Linked DNA regions of Homo sapiens: region 2 is linked to region 1. The links are chromatin contacts, found by Hi-C in ENCODE. All regions are on one chromosome and are shown on one strand. The core of a region is the stretch at or near the end of the contact, and the rest is flanking DNA. Distances in the headings are between cores, read along the strand shown.

Region 1 (7,407 bases), core at 1,624-4,123:
ATACACACAAGTACACAGAAAATAATACTATGTACTTTCTGTGGATACATATGTACACAGCACATGAAAATAAAAATATCTGGAAGATAAATACATTAGGGTCATAAGAACAGCTAACTTCTGGAGAGAGAGGAGGAAGCCAGGGTTGGTAAAAATGTCATTAGCGGCCAGGCATGGTGGCTCATGCCTGTAATCCCAGCACTTGTGGGAGGCTGAGGCTGGTGGATCGGGAGGTCAAGAGATTGAGACCATCCTAGCCAACATGGTGAAACCCCATCTCTACTAAAAATACAAAAATTAGCTGGGCATGGTGGTGCATGCCTGTAGTCTCAGCTACTCGGGAGGCTGAGGCAGGAGAATCGCTTTAACCCGGGAGGTCGAGGTTGCAGTGAGCCGGGATGGTGCCACTGCACTCCAGCCTGGTGGCAGAGTGAGACTCCGTCCCAAAAAAAAAAAAAAAGTCATTAGCTTTATCCATTGACAAAATCTCTTTTCTTCGCCAAACTTGTCAGGCTTCTGAAACTTCTCCTAGGGCTATCGGCGTACTTCCTTGTAAAATCTACTGTTAGCAAAGAACTCTAAGTCCTTTGGCAGGAACGCCCCCATCCTTGATATCTGACCATCCTTAATACCTGGTCAGTGTCCTCATCCTCCATCACGCCCCAGGTGATGTCTGATCAACCTGGCCTGTCTTCAGCAAGAATCCTATTAGGTTGACTTAGCCAGAATCCGCCTTAAGCCTGATGTTTCCCCTTAGTAATTTTCAATCCATCGACGTCCCAAACTCCAAAAAAAGTTCCTTGACTATAAATTCCCACTTGCCCATTCTGTATTCAGAGTTCAGCCCAATCTCTCATCCCTACAGCAAGACTTCATTGCAGTGGTTTCTTTACCTTTCCTGGTCCTGAATAAGGTCTCCCTTACCATGCTCTAACAAGTATCACTGAATAATTTTTCCTTTAACACTGTAATGCATTAAATGTTTAGAAGAAGATGTTTATGTATTATTTATGCACTTAATACCAATATTTTAAAATATTCAATGAGATTTACAGAGAAAAATATTTGGTACACAGTAGGCTTTCATGAAATGTATATTTCTCTTTGTATTGGGTAATTTTATGTGTCAACTTGACTAGCTAAGGGATGCCCAGACAACAGAAAACATTATTAGTCGGTGTGTCTGTGAGGGTGTTTCTGGCCAATATGGTGAAACCCCCTCTCTACTAAAAATACACACACACAAAAAAAAAATAGCTGGGCATGGTGGCACATGCCTGTAATCCCAGCTATTCGGGAGGCTGAGGCAGGAGAATTGCTTGAACCCAGGAGGCAGACATTGCAGTAAGCCGAGATCGCTGGGCGACAGAGCAAGACTCTGTCCAAAAAAAAAAAAAAAAAAAAAAAAGAGAGAGAGATTAGCATTTGAATCAGTAGACTGAGTAAAGAAAATCACTCTCACCACTATGCGTAGGCACCATCCAATCCATTGAGGGCCCAAATAGTATAAAAAGGCAGAGGAAAAGTAAATTCACCTCTCTCTTCTTGAGCTGGGACATCATCTCCTCCTGCTCTCTGGCCTTCAGACACCAGCACCTCAATCCCTTTCCAGTTCTCAGGCCTTCAGCTTTAGACTGAATTATACCACCAACCTCCTTATTTCTCCAGCTTGCAGTAAGCAGATGGTGGGACTTCTCAACGTCCATAATTATGTAAGCCAACTCCTTATAATAAATCTCCTTTTATATGTTTATACATACCCCGTGTGAAAGGAAAGTGATTTGGGGCCCCCAAAATCACTAAAGGGAAAATTCATGCTGGGAACTGCTTAGGGCAAACCTGCCTCCCCTTCTATTCAAAGTCACCTCTCTGCTCACTGAGATAAATGCATATCTGATTGCCTCCTTCCGGAGAGGCTAATCAGCAACTCAATGCAACCATTTGTGTCTTATCTACCTATGACCTGGAAGCCCCCTCCCCGCTTTGAGTTGTCCTGCCTTCTGGGTTCACACCTATTAGTTCTGTTTCGCTAATACACTGCCACTCCACCAAAAGTAACTAATCCTTTGGTTCAAACCCAGTAAACAGATCCCAGCAATGTGTCCCATGAAAAGGAAGTGGCACATGGCACGTGGAGAGTGGTGACTTACAGGGTAAAAGGGACAGAGAGCAAAGGAAAATGTCAAGTATGGGCAGAAAGGTCACCGAACGGACAAAAATGAACAAATGAGATCAGGGAAGACAGCCTGAAAGTAAAGAAATACGAAGCAACACTCAAAGGAAAAGAAAGAACAGTGATACCATAACTATTTTCTTTCTGAGCTTCTGATGTTCCATTCAGTTCATGTGCAATGTATCATTTAGTCCTCAGAGTAACGGTATTATTATGCCCGTTTTATATGATGCACAATAGGGTTCAAAGATGGAGAGATTCGGCCGAGGCCCTGCTGCTGATGGTGACTGCAAGAGCCAGTATTCAAACCTAACGCTGCCCTTTTCTACCATGTTGCAGCGGACAATGCAAAGAAAAAAAAATCAAGAAAAACACGTAGAGGTATCCAAATGAAAACAAACACACAAAAGATCAAAAACAGAAAAGAAAAAAGAAAAGAAAAAGAAAACCCTTGCAGAAGGTATGCCTGTAAATGAAAGGCCCAAGATGTTAATTTATTCGCTGCAGAGTGGAGTTAGGGGTCGCGGACGGCAGCTGTGGGGTCCGAGGCTTCTTCGCACTGGGTCCTTGGGGAGCACTGAGCCGCAACCCGCGGAGGGCGCATAGAGAGGATCAAACCTCCCACAGCCTAGAAAGGCTCCTACTCGGCGAGAAGGCGGGGCGAGCGATCGCTTCCGGTTCCGGGCGCAAAGGCCCCACGTGTTCCGACCCGCTAGGCCCCGCGCGGCTCGGATCCGGCGGCGCTGTTTCGGTCGGGAGTGGGTGGGAGAGAAGCCGGGGCAGGGGAGGAGCCGCCGGAGCTGTCGGAGCCGTGAGTCCTGAGTGGGCTGGGCTGGGCCGGGCCGGGCTGGACCGGGCCGGACCAGATCGGGCAGAGCCGGGCAGGGCGGGGAGGAGGGGGAGGGACCGGAGACCCCGCCCCCCAGAGTCTGGGGAAATCGCCGTGTCCTGGGGAAGGGGTGGCGGCGGTGTACTGAGGGTGCCGAGACGTTGTGGTCTCTGTGTTTCCTGGTGGCCGGAGCCAGTATCTCCGGGGACACGGATGGCGCTCCCGGCTTCCTTTCCTTTCCAGCCACCGCCCTCCGCCCCCTCCTGGGGCCTGCAGAAATGTAGTTAGTCCGTACCTCGTACCTCCTAACGCTTCCGCGCCAACTGTCCCCCCGGAACCGAGGGAGGAGTGGTCTAGGCCCCTTTATTTTCCGCAGCTTTTTCTTACCCCTCCTCTCAGATTGCTTAAGATCATCTCCGCGGGCTCCTTGCCCCGGCTAGCCCCATCTCCTTACACCACCAAGCCCCCCTCAGCCCCCCAGCACACACCCAGATACACTCACCCGTGATCTTGTCACCTGTGATGATAGTAGTCCTTGGCGTCCATTTGGCCAGAGGCTTTTCAGCTGCCACTGTGACAGACCCTGAGGTCCCCTCAAGCCAGTAGCTGCTGTCTCCACTTGCAACTTTCCTCTCCTCCCACTCCTAACAGCCAGTTTTGGCACCTCTTCTCAGCACCTGCGTTACTTTTAGCAGGAGTATACCTACTTCTTGAGTGTCTTGATTAAAAATTTGTTTTTGTGCCATGGATAGGCTGTGTTCCTTCAGAAAGGTGTCAGTCTAATTTTTGTTTTTCTGAACAATGAATGTTCTCATCTTCTAGGCGCTTTGATAACCCTGTCTGCCTTGGAATCTGTACTGACCTCCCCAGAGGGAGACTCTTAGACCCAGCCTTTCTTGAACAACCTTGGTCCTGGGGAGCAGCGCTAGATCCCAGGCTCTCAATTAGAGGCTGGGCTTAGAACTGTTGCTTTTTCTCTATCCACGCTCTGCAGGTGACACCCAGGGCAGCTACACTCAGAAGCCACAAGGAATGCTAGTGGAGCCCCTCATCCCTCCCAGCTTCTCTTCCAAGCTGCCCCGTGGGGCTTGATCCAGGAAGCTACTTCAGAAAGGTTGTGGGATAGCCTTGGGAGGAGGTTTGTTGGTGGGAAGCGTGTGAACGCGGAGCAGTCTGGGATAACTTTCTGCTGTTACTATCTAGCATAAGAGGGTGGGCAGGGTTGGAGAGAGGACAGGAATTTTTCCTCCTAGGACCAAACGCCTGGGATTCATAATCTTTCACCCTTTCTCCTCCAGCTATACCCTTTTTGTACTCTGTGTATATACTATATTGCAGTAGACAATCATTCCAAGGGTACAACAAGGTTTACCACAATGTGAGGGACTCAGCCATTGCAAATTGTACAGATGAGGTAAGTTACAGGTTTACATTTTTTTTTCCCAGTAAATTTGGCACAGATTTAAAATGTGAAACAGTTCTATACCCCTTGTTTTTGCTGTTCTCTCACCAGCAAACCCTTTAGTTTGGCCAGCAATGGCTTTCTGCATGAACTTCAGATTTACTTCATTTGCTAGGTGGTGGTTCTCAAACTTACTATAAGCACCTGAAGGGCTAGTTAAACGCATATTGCTGGGGCCCACCCCTAGAGTTTCTGGTAATAGGTCTGTGCTGGGGCTTGAGAATTTGTACTTCTAACAAGGCTCAGGTACTGATGCTGCAGATCTGGGTTCTTCACTTTGAGAACAACTACCTTTTGGCCAAATGTGATATATGTATTGCAGTAGGTTGAGGTTCAGAATACCTTTGTTTGAGTACTTCTGTGTTGGAAACTAGTAATCTGATCTTTTATAGATAATCACTTAGGTCTGAATATTTTGTTCGCAAAATTAAGAAAGCGTACTTAAAACAACTGAATGCTATATGCCAAATTTGAGGTGAAATATTGATAAGTTCTTCCCCTTGATTTTCTTAATTCTCTTGATAGGGGCTTCACGTTTTGATCAAAATATTACACCTGTATTCTGGGCTTTTGCTGTGAATTCCTAGTATTGCTAAAATTCTGCAATTTCTTAACTACCTGTTAAGTTCCTCAAGGTCAGAGCTTCTGCTTTTTTTATCTTTCTTTGCCCAGCACCTTGAATAGTGTGGGACACGTAATTGACGCTCAGTAGATATTTGTGTATTGAACTCCATCCCTTGTCCTCCTCCCCTCTTGATGTTTTTCTCTACTGGCCTTATGCTACACAGTAAAGCAGGGCATGATTATGCCACTTGATTACCCCCAAGAGATTGGAATAAATGCTTATGCCAAATTCCTACAGCTATCCCTGTGAATGGTTTATTACCCAGGAGCCCTGACACTGGCTGATTTCTGAATTTTCAGTGCTTCTGTAATATATACTAGTTGGGGGAGGAGAAATAGAAAGCTTAAACTCAATGTGCGTTTATTGAATACCTTTTCTACTAAGGGCTCCACAAAGTGGTAGGCACTGGGAATATAAAAATGAATAAGGAGACCCTTGCTCTCGAGGGCAGGGCCCACAGTGGGGAGACAGACGTTAAGCCATGCCCACGACAAGAATGACTTCTGAGATTCCTTCTCTGGATCATGATTTAGTCTTCAGTGGAAACCTGGTACTCCTCAGATTCCTCTGGTTCAACAGGCGGGGATCCCATCCCTTATCATCTCCTCAAATGCTAAAGGACCCTTGAGCAAAGCCAGGAGGAAGTCATCTAGACGTGAAACAGGGAGTATCCACACAGGCTGTGTTAATGACAAAGCTAAAAACATAGTAAATGACTTTTGAATTTACTGCTGTTATGAATTATCTATAGCAACACCTCCGGTCAGCTCTGTTATATATGTTATTGCGTTATTTCCCATTAAATGATGGTTCCTCTGACTATCTGATTGGCATTGACTATGTTTGTTGTAGAGATTGCATACATCTAGTTTAACTCTGGCTGTCAAATGAGAGCAGTTACTCTTATCAGGATGGGTGTCAGGTTTGATGTCCCCTCCTTTTCCTGCTTCAGGTTAATTTGTCATGTTCTGTTTTAAACTGAGACATATAGCTTGACCTCCTTTATTTAGGCCATTAACTGCTCTGGGGTAGTTTTCCTGAAGGTTAAAAAGCCTAGCTTCATGATGGAGGTTAACCAACATGACCATGATGGCCAGGTGTATAAATCTGGCCTCTTAAAAATCTGTATTTGAGGCTGGGTGCAGTGGCTCACACCTGTAATCCTAACACTTTGGGAGGCCAAAGCTGGCAGATCACTTGAGCCCAGGTATTTGAGACCAGCCTGGGCAACATGGCAAGACCCCTTCTCTATAAAAAATTTAAACATTAGCTGGGCATGGTGGCATGTGCTGTAGTCCCAGATACTTAGGAGGCTGGGGTGGGAGGATGGCCTGAACCTGGGAGGCAGAGATTGCAGTGAGTTGTGATCTTGCCACTGCACTCCAGTCTTAGCAACAGAGTAAACCCTATCTCAAAACTTAAAAATCTGTGTTTGGCCCCTAGCCGTCCTCAGCTCTTGAGTAAATCTCAGCATCCTAGGCTGTTACATTATGGCCCAAATATTCAATAGAGATGCTGTATATCCTTGTTCCTCTCAAAACCCCTCCTCATCACCATCAAAAAGCTGGTTCAGTTCTCTACCTTTAGATAAAGAATCATCCCAAGACTCAACATGAGCTGCCGTGACTTGTCCAAGATGACACCTCTTTACAATGTAGAGCAGTGGACAGAACACAGGTCACCCTCCGCCGAAGGCAACTATCTACTGTCTAACATTGCCTCCTAGGCCTGCCATATATAACCATCAAAAACAGTTTAGAATAAAGTGAATTGTTACAATTTTTATTTTTCATTTTTGTGTTTACATTTACTCTCAATGACATGTTTATTCCCACCTAATATCTTGAGGCTAACCACAAAATCTGCAGCATTTCCAGACAGAAGATACTTGTGACTTCCCTGTACTATCCACTACATACTTGACCTCTTTCTCTTTCTTCCTGTCTTCCCTTTCTCTATACCTTATTGTCTTTCTTTGGAACCTCTTGTAACAAATTTTGAGCCATTTCTCCCCTCACTACTCAAATATCACTTTTATGAAGGGGCGGGGGGGAAACTTAGGTGGCAAAAATATTTTACAGAAACAGTTTTAAACATGTTTTGAAGCATACTGGTCACGTGTTAGAAGGCCAAAAGCCAGGGAATTCATTCCCTTTCATTCATTGTGCTGTCTAGGTTAAGTTTTCACAGGACTTCTTGGTACACTGAGTTTGCCTCAGATTGTCTCCTGCCAGTTACAGGGAGTGGAGAGGACTTTGATATATTGGTAATTAGAAGCATTGCTGATATGGTCTTCGGTGGGAGAACCTGTGTCTAAG
Region 2 (7,407 bases), core at 2,045-4,544, 930 kb before region 1:
ATTTCTGAGTTCTAAAATTAAATAAATGACTAAAGACTTTTACTGCAAGAATTTGTAGTTAATCTTATAATAAAATTGATGTTCATTATAATTCACCTCTTTTCCCAAATAATTTTAGTTTTTTCCCCTTCCAACTTTTATTTTAGGTTCAAGGGATACACGTGCAGATTTGTTACATGGTTAAACTCTGTGTTAAGGGGCTTTGGTGTAGAGACAATTTTGTCACCAAGGTAATCAGCATAATGCCTGATAGGTAGTTTTTCAATCCTCACCCTCCTCCTACCTCTGCTCTCACATAGGCCCCCAAGTCTATTGCCAAATGATTTCTCTTAATAACGTTCCTCTTCTAAATATAGTTTATCAAATGTTTTCAGTGGAAAATATTTAAAGTTTCAGATTGTGCAACAGATATTCACCCTGACCGGATATGGAAAAGACCAGCAACATTCAGGAAATTGGCAGAGATTTTGAGCTCTGCTAGGGCAGGGCAAAAAAAGCAAGGGGTGGAGCTATGCAGTGTGTGTGGGAGTTGTTTTAATTCTACCCTTGTGCTAGGTTTTCTTCCACTATAAAATGATTACAATAGAATGTTTGTTTGCTTGTGCCTATTTCTAGTCACCTTTACCACTCTGTTAGAATACTGTAATAAAAAGTAATGATGACAAGAATTTATACAAAATGGATGTTCTAATCAACAATGGCTTTCCAGGGGTTGGGGCAGGGGTCGTGGGAGTGCCCAGGATGGAGTGCAGTGGCTATTCACAGGTTTAATCATAGCTCACTACCGTCTTGAATCCCTGGGCTCAAGTGATCCTCCTGCCTCAGCCCCTGAGTAGCTGGTACTAAAGGTGCGCACCACCATGCCTGGCTTAGGATAGGTTTTTAGTACAAAACTGGTAAAGTCCTGACAGTCATAAACCTTCAAGGTTGGGGATTTGTAAATTTTATTTATAGGAGTGAAGGAATTTTGCCTTGGCTTTCAACCAAATAGTTATTGTTAGTGGGCATCTGGGTCTCTGTGCAGGATGGAATTTAGCATAAAGAATATAAATTACCTTTCCAAACTGGTATTCCACCTTTCAAATCAGTTTGTCTGTGCCGTTATTGCAGAACAGTTTCATATACCCCAGTGAATATCAGTTTATTTAAAGAGTGCAGAATTCTTTTTGCAGTACTTAAAATACTTTCAAATGGAAGGAATCAAAATTGAAAGGAAACCACAGATACTCATCTCAGGAATAACAGTCAGCTGCCAGGGATGCATAGGAACAGTATGCTGGAACGTGGCGAGGGTAGACTGTATGATCTTTTTTTCCCCCACTGATTTCTCCCGAGAAATGTATGCTCTTTTGCAGTTACCTTCCACGCTGTATGTCCGTGAGAAATACAATGAAGACGGTCTGAATAATGAACTGGTAATCTTCGATAATATGAAACGAATTTAAGAGAACATATCAAAGAGGTACATACTGTTTCAAAGAGCAAGAACTGTTATCTGAAACTCCCTGCCTCATAAAAGGCTTTCTGCAGAATGGAGATGGTCTTAAGCAAGTTTTACCATAAACAAATGCTTAGTTTCTTATTTTAAAAAATGACTAATTTTAGAAAGCTTACTCTCTCTTTTCTCTAGAAGGCTCTCAAAATAGGCTGCTGCAAAAGCTGGTATATTGTCCGGTTGCTCTCTCAGAATCTCGCGTGTCAGCCCTTCAAGAAGATTCCCAAATCCTTGTGGAATTCGGTAGTGGGTGTTGGAGAATGGAATCGACATCTTCTTGGTAAGAACTGCCTATGGAACCTAAAGATTCATTAAAGAGTACTGTCTTTAAATTTGTCTGATTTTACTTATATAATCACAACTATGCCAACAAATTATTTCTGAGACTCATACATCTGGACTTGAATTCTTTTTTCCCTAACACAACCCAAGCCCATCCATTTCTTCCAAAGAGTTTTGAAATCTCCATTGTGAATTAGTATAATACAAACACAGACCCATTCACTAGGCCAAATCATTTAAAATCCTGCAAAAAACCCATAATTTTCAATATGACTTTTTCTCTCTTTACCCTTTATATGCTCAAAAGGTAAGGGTAATTTTTGCTATCACACAGGAATTTAGAGAGAATGATTGCTAAAAAGTTAAATTCATTGTCAATTGCTGAGAAGACCTTCTTTGAGGTCTATTTTTTTTTAAAGAGTAGAAATTAGTCCTGGTTCTAGAAATTAATTTGTTGAATGAAGAAGTTGCACAATCTTTCCCCTTGCTGCCACTTCTGAAGCATGACCCACAATGCTTCGAACACCTTCGTACTGTGGAATGGGGTTGTGCGTGCGTGTGTGTGAGGGAGGGATGGGATGGGATGGGGCTGTGTGTCATGATTTTGAAATCCCAGCCTCTAAAGTTTTAGAATTCTTATATTTTTCGGTTTCTTCTTGATCAGGTTGTCTCTTTCTGTCTTGAAATACAAGGGCTAGATTAAGGGTAGCTGCTAAGCAGCGGGCTGAGCTACTACTGAGTATGAAAAGAATCCTCCGGGACCTGGCCTGTTAATGTGAGAGTGTGCGTCAATGCGGAATAGAGGCGGAGGCCGTGGTAGGGGTCCAGGTTGGGAGAACTGGACGGTTTAATGAGGCTCAGACTATGGAGGGTTCTCGTTTCATCGCTTTTTTTTTCTTTGAGAGGGGGTCTCTGGCCTCGAACTCCTGGGCTCCAGCGATGATCCCGCCTCAGCCTCCCGAGCAATTGGGATTACAGGCGCGCGCCACCACGCCTGACTCCTCTCTTTTGCTTTTTCTGAGGGAGCAGTAGATGGGGGTATCGAACCATTCTAGAGTGGTGAAAAGAGCTGGCGAGATTCTGAACCAATGTGGGCAGAGGAGGGCGGGCGGAGGGGGCAGACGGGTCTAGTCGGGGGCGGGATGTTGAGGACCTGGGATTTCAGACTCGCGCAGAATGGGCTGCCTCGGCTCCCAAACGGCCCAGGGCTCCGAGGCTGTGTCTGGGATGCTGAGAGAATAAGAGAGACGAAGGGAAAAGGCTAGGTCTTGGTATCGGAGAGGAAGTGGGGAAGCGGCCTCACCTCCTTTCTCTCCGAGCTGGTGCCGCCGGTTCCGGTTGTTTTTCTAGTTGCTGGGTAACCGTTTTTTCTTTAAAAAAAAAAAAAAACTACGGCGGCCGAGAAGGGGCGAGTACAGCCCAGTCCTGAGGTCGCGGGAGGCTGCGAGGACTGCAAAAGGGTGGAGTCGGCCTCGCCCCCGCCCAGGCCCCGCCCCTGCCGGGAACCCACTTTCCCAGTCCTAGGCGGCGGTCAGATCCTTGCAAGCATGGTCGCGCCGGGGCTTGTACTCGGGCTGGTGCTGCCATTAATCCTGTGGGCCGACAGAAGTGCAGGTGAGGCGGCCCGGCTCGGCCGGACCCCTGCCCCTCAGCCTGTGCGGGCTCCGAGACCCCGTGTCCTCTGCGGGACACGGATCCGCGCCCCTTTCTCAAGGTCGACGAAGGAACCTAGCTAGGCTAGGGGCTCGCGTCTCCGACCGAGGCCCGGTCTGCAGGAGTCTGCTGGGTTGAACCCCGGCCTCTCCACTTTCTCCACCCCCCACTTACCATCCCTGACATGCAGCCTGTGAGCAGGGAGAAAGTGCGGCTTGTCTGAGTGGGGAGGCCCAAATGTGCCCAGAAAGAGGCCTTCGGGGTCCTGGAGTAACTGCAGGGGAGCTCGGAGGGAAGGAGGCGAAGCTAGTTAGGTAATATTTGGAAACAGGTGACTGAATCTTCCAAAACATTTCAGCGCTACCCCCTCAGTGGTGCCCTTGGGGAGGGTTTGCTTCAGGCGGGGTTCCTTAGGGGAATTAAATTTTACTCGTTTAAGTGGTTATCAGGGCTAAGAAATACAACCCCCTCACTAGCTCTGACTATTTAAGGCTCAGTTTTGATTTCTGGTACCGCTTACAGATATTGGTGGTGGGAAAATGTGAGTGGCATAGGGGAGGCTGGTGGCTCCCTTTGGCTGTTGCGCAGGTCAGATCTTGCCATTCGAATACCCTAGGCTGGACACTGGGTCACAGTATGGAGAAAGCAGAAGGTGCAATCTGTCTGATAATGCAAACTAAAGTGATAATGTTGGATTTCTTCCTTTCTGTTTCAAAACACTCAAAGAGTGGACCCCAGAGATCCCTGTTAAGAAATGATAGTTGGGGTAGGAGAACAGCGTGCAGAAAAATGACTCCTGCTCTACCTGAGAGCCGGAAAAGTACCTAGATTCAGACAAACTGCAGCCCATAAATGATTGTTCAGAGTCTAACAAAAGTGCAAAATGCTAGCACTCTGTATGCCATTTCCTGACTCTTATCTCCACTCAGTGACCTTTGAGATCCATCTTATGAGGTGGGGAAAAGATATTTTATTAGGTTTTCAGTTAAAGGCTGTTTATTTTAGTGTCAGTATTTTATCTCCTCCTTTGGGTCTTATTGTTACATCACCTTCATTAACATTGATCACATTTTTCATTCATTAGTACTCTACTTGGTTGCGTATCCTGACGTTTTTCCTTTAAGTCATTCTCCCTGTGCCCATGTTTACCATGTAATGCTTGAGATGTACAAAATTATATGTAACAATGACACAATAAAATGAACACCCATGAGAGCAGTACCCAACTTAAGAACTAGAACATTGCCAGTCTATTGAGCCTGCCATTGTGCTCCTCGCCAATGCATCCGGAGCTCCTCACCAGAGGCAACCACTGCCCTCTCTTCCCCATAACACTAATTCCTGTTTTTCTACTCCAGCCCCAAATGAAGGAAAAAACTGAAGACCTAAAAAATCCAAATGTTGGCTCACACCTTTAATCCCAGCACTTTGGGAGGCTGAGGTGGGCGGATCACTTAGAGTCAGGAGTTCAAGACCAGCCTGGCCAACATGGCGAAACCCCGTCTCTACTAAAAATACAAAAAAATTGGCCAGGCGCGGTGGCTCATGCTTGTAATCCCAGCACTTTGGGAGGCCAAGGTGGGCAGATCATGAGGTCAGGAGTTCGAGACCAGCCTGGCCAACGTAGTGAAACCCCGTCTCTACTAAAGATATCAAAAAAAAAAAAAAAAAGAATTAGCCAGGTGTGGTGGCACATGCCTGTAATCTCAGCTACTCGGGAGGCTGAGGCAGGAGAACCGCTTGAACCCCAGAGGCGGAGGTTGCAGTGAGCTGAGATCGCACCACTGCACTCCAGCCTGGGTGACAGAGCAAGACTCTGTCTCAAAAAAACAAACAAACAAGAAATCAAATGGTAAATGTATGTGTCTTGTGTTTGGCACAAGGAATGACCAGCCTTGCTCTCTTTCTCATTCTCTCTCTCTTTTTTTTTGTCCATTGCACAATTCCTTGATGTTCCACTGTCTACTCTAATGAACTTAGAATTTAAACTTTACAAAGATGAGGAATATGATTTTTTCTTTGATTTGCCACAAGTATCTAATTTCGGCAAAGTGGGAATTTCAACTTTGGAATCAAGTGACTTGTTTTCTAACTTGTCATAAACTGTGTGATTTGAGACCAAAGAACATTAATGTTTGTGGTGTGTTTAGCACTGTGCCTGCCACAGGTAAAGTCTCTAGTAGAATGGAAGCTCCCTGTGGGCAAGGATTTTTGCCTGCTATTATTATTATTATTTTTTCATCGTTATATCCCCAATGCTTAAAATAGTAGGCATCAATAAATATTTGTTGAATTAACTAATGAACATGCAAGCTATTTTAAAAAATTGTTTCATCTGCTTTGGTCTCAGTTACTTGATCAGTAATATGATTATACTTCTTGATCAGTAAGTAGCGTGTTTATACTACGATTATGAAGATCCTTTCCACCTCTAAAACTCTTTAGCCCAGCACAGAGTCATCCACAAAGATGTTCACTAAGTGTATGTTGGTGAAAACAGACAGACTTGGGAAGGTATTTCCCCTAGCCTATGGACTACTGACTGCACACAAATGTGCAAGCTGCAGCCATTCCCCTACCCCCACCCTCTCTCTACTTAGCTCTTATTTATGTCTGTGGTTTTCCTTTTTTTGGTTCCATATGAAGCACCTACCCAAGACAAGGCCCTCCCACACATGTGCCTCCCCCTTCCCTCCAGCAGGCTGCCAACCTGCTTATGCAATTCTGGGGCGTTGTATTCTTTTCTTAGAGCATTTTGCTCATGGTAACCGTGCATCTCCAGCCCAGTAGGCCTTCTGGGTGATCTTTCATTGTCATGTAGGTTTCTTGATCACACTAGCTCATAAGAGAGCGCTGAGGATTTTTAGGGACTGGGCTGTTATTCCAAGAGCAGGATAAATAGGCCACGGAGCTGTGTAGGCGACTCCATTAGCTGTGCTGCCCTGTTAAGTATAGCCGAAGGGGCCCTCATCATTTGTAGCTTCCAGGGAGGAAAATGTCAGCCTTGTTAATTCTGGTTCTCTTTTCTGCCTATCATTTTTGTTTAAAATGCTTAAAAAGATCTAAATTTTGTTAATTATTTTAGGTAGTTTGGGGTCTGTTTTATTCAGATAAATTGGGATATAATTTGTTTTATTTTTTTCCTTGTTAAGTTTTGATGAGGAACACGCTGAGATAATTTGGATGGATGTTTGTATTAATAAAATACTTTTATATAGGCTGGATGTTAAAAATAGGAATGATGTCGTTAAAGCGAGTTCTTATTCAGTCTTGTTAGTGACTCTCTAGAATAGAATCCAGTTTCTAGTGTGCTTTCTCTTGTCCTTTTAGTATAATTTAGCTTGTGGAATGGGTAAAATTGTGACAGAAGACCTTTGTTCAGACATGTTGACCTTCTATCTCTCACTGACCTTATTTATGTGTCTTGATTTATTTGAATTTACCTGAGAAGGAAGCTGACTTGTCATGAGTATTTATAAGGGCTTATTTAGAATTTTTGATGCAGTACACTGGGTTGTCAAAAAACCATGATAAGGGGCATTATTTGAAGGAAATTGGCATTAGTGGCATAGAAAAGGGGAGATAGAGAAGGGGAAAAAGATTAGGGAAGGCTGTTTGGAGAGAGGCATGCTGTTTTATTCCCAGTCATTAGGAGCAGGTGTGGTAATGGAAAGTAGGGAAAGGAAGTGGTTTATTTTTCTCATAAACACCATCTATAGGTGCATGAAAGGAGCATTTTAGTGATTTTGCGGGAGAGAGCCCAGCGTTAGGGCCAAGCCCAAGAGCAAAAAAAGATCAAGAGCTCTGAAGGAGAGGGAAGACTATGGTCCATTGGTTGCCTTGGGCTCTGGGAATTTTCCTTAGTGGTCATCATGTGCTATGATGCATACTGTTGGAAACTGTTCTTGTTATGTTGCTTGCCTAATTAGGAGGAAGAAGAGCCAGTTTTAGACGATTAAAGGGACTTAGTATGTTAA

What was found. Hi-C counts contacts between places; a loop is a spot of excess contacts on that map. Pooled maps may share reads with other maps.
Region 2: a pooled map shows a loop between it and region 1 (16-fold over the local background). The contact joins the promoter of SIAE here to the promoter of ZNF202 in region 1. A Hi-C loop is called at or near these places in 9 of 50 pooled maps.

What each region holds. Positions count from the first base shown.
Region 1 is chr11:123,737,126-123,744,532 of GRCh38, reverse strand. ZNF202 (zinc finger protein 202) reads left to right here and starts at 2,873. Exons shown (of 9, transcript NM_003455.4): 1 at 2,873-2,984; 2 at 3,997-4,116; 3 at 4,341-4,416. RefSeq lists enhancers at 1,691-2,288, 3,278-3,487 and silencers at 2,878-2,927, 2,968-3,097.
Region 2 is chr11:124,669,626-124,677,032 of GRCh38, reverse strand. It overlaps SIAE (sialic acid acetylesterase), which reads left to right and starts at 3,294. Exons shown (of 10, transcript NM_170601.5): 1 at 3,294-3,391. The coding sequence starts at 3,325. It overlaps SPA17 (sperm autoantigenic protein 17), which reads right to left and starts at 3,129. Exons shown (of 5, transcript NM_017425.4): 1 at 3,081-3,129; 2 at 1,615-1,795. The coding sequence starts at 1,768. It overlaps LOC124902780 (a long non-coding RNA gene), which reads right to left and starts at 1,608. Exons shown (of 2, transcript XR_007062933.1): 1 at 1,471-1,608; 2 at 928-1,367. RefSeq lists an enhancer at 3,019-3,198 and silencers at 3,108-3,266, 3,239-3,358.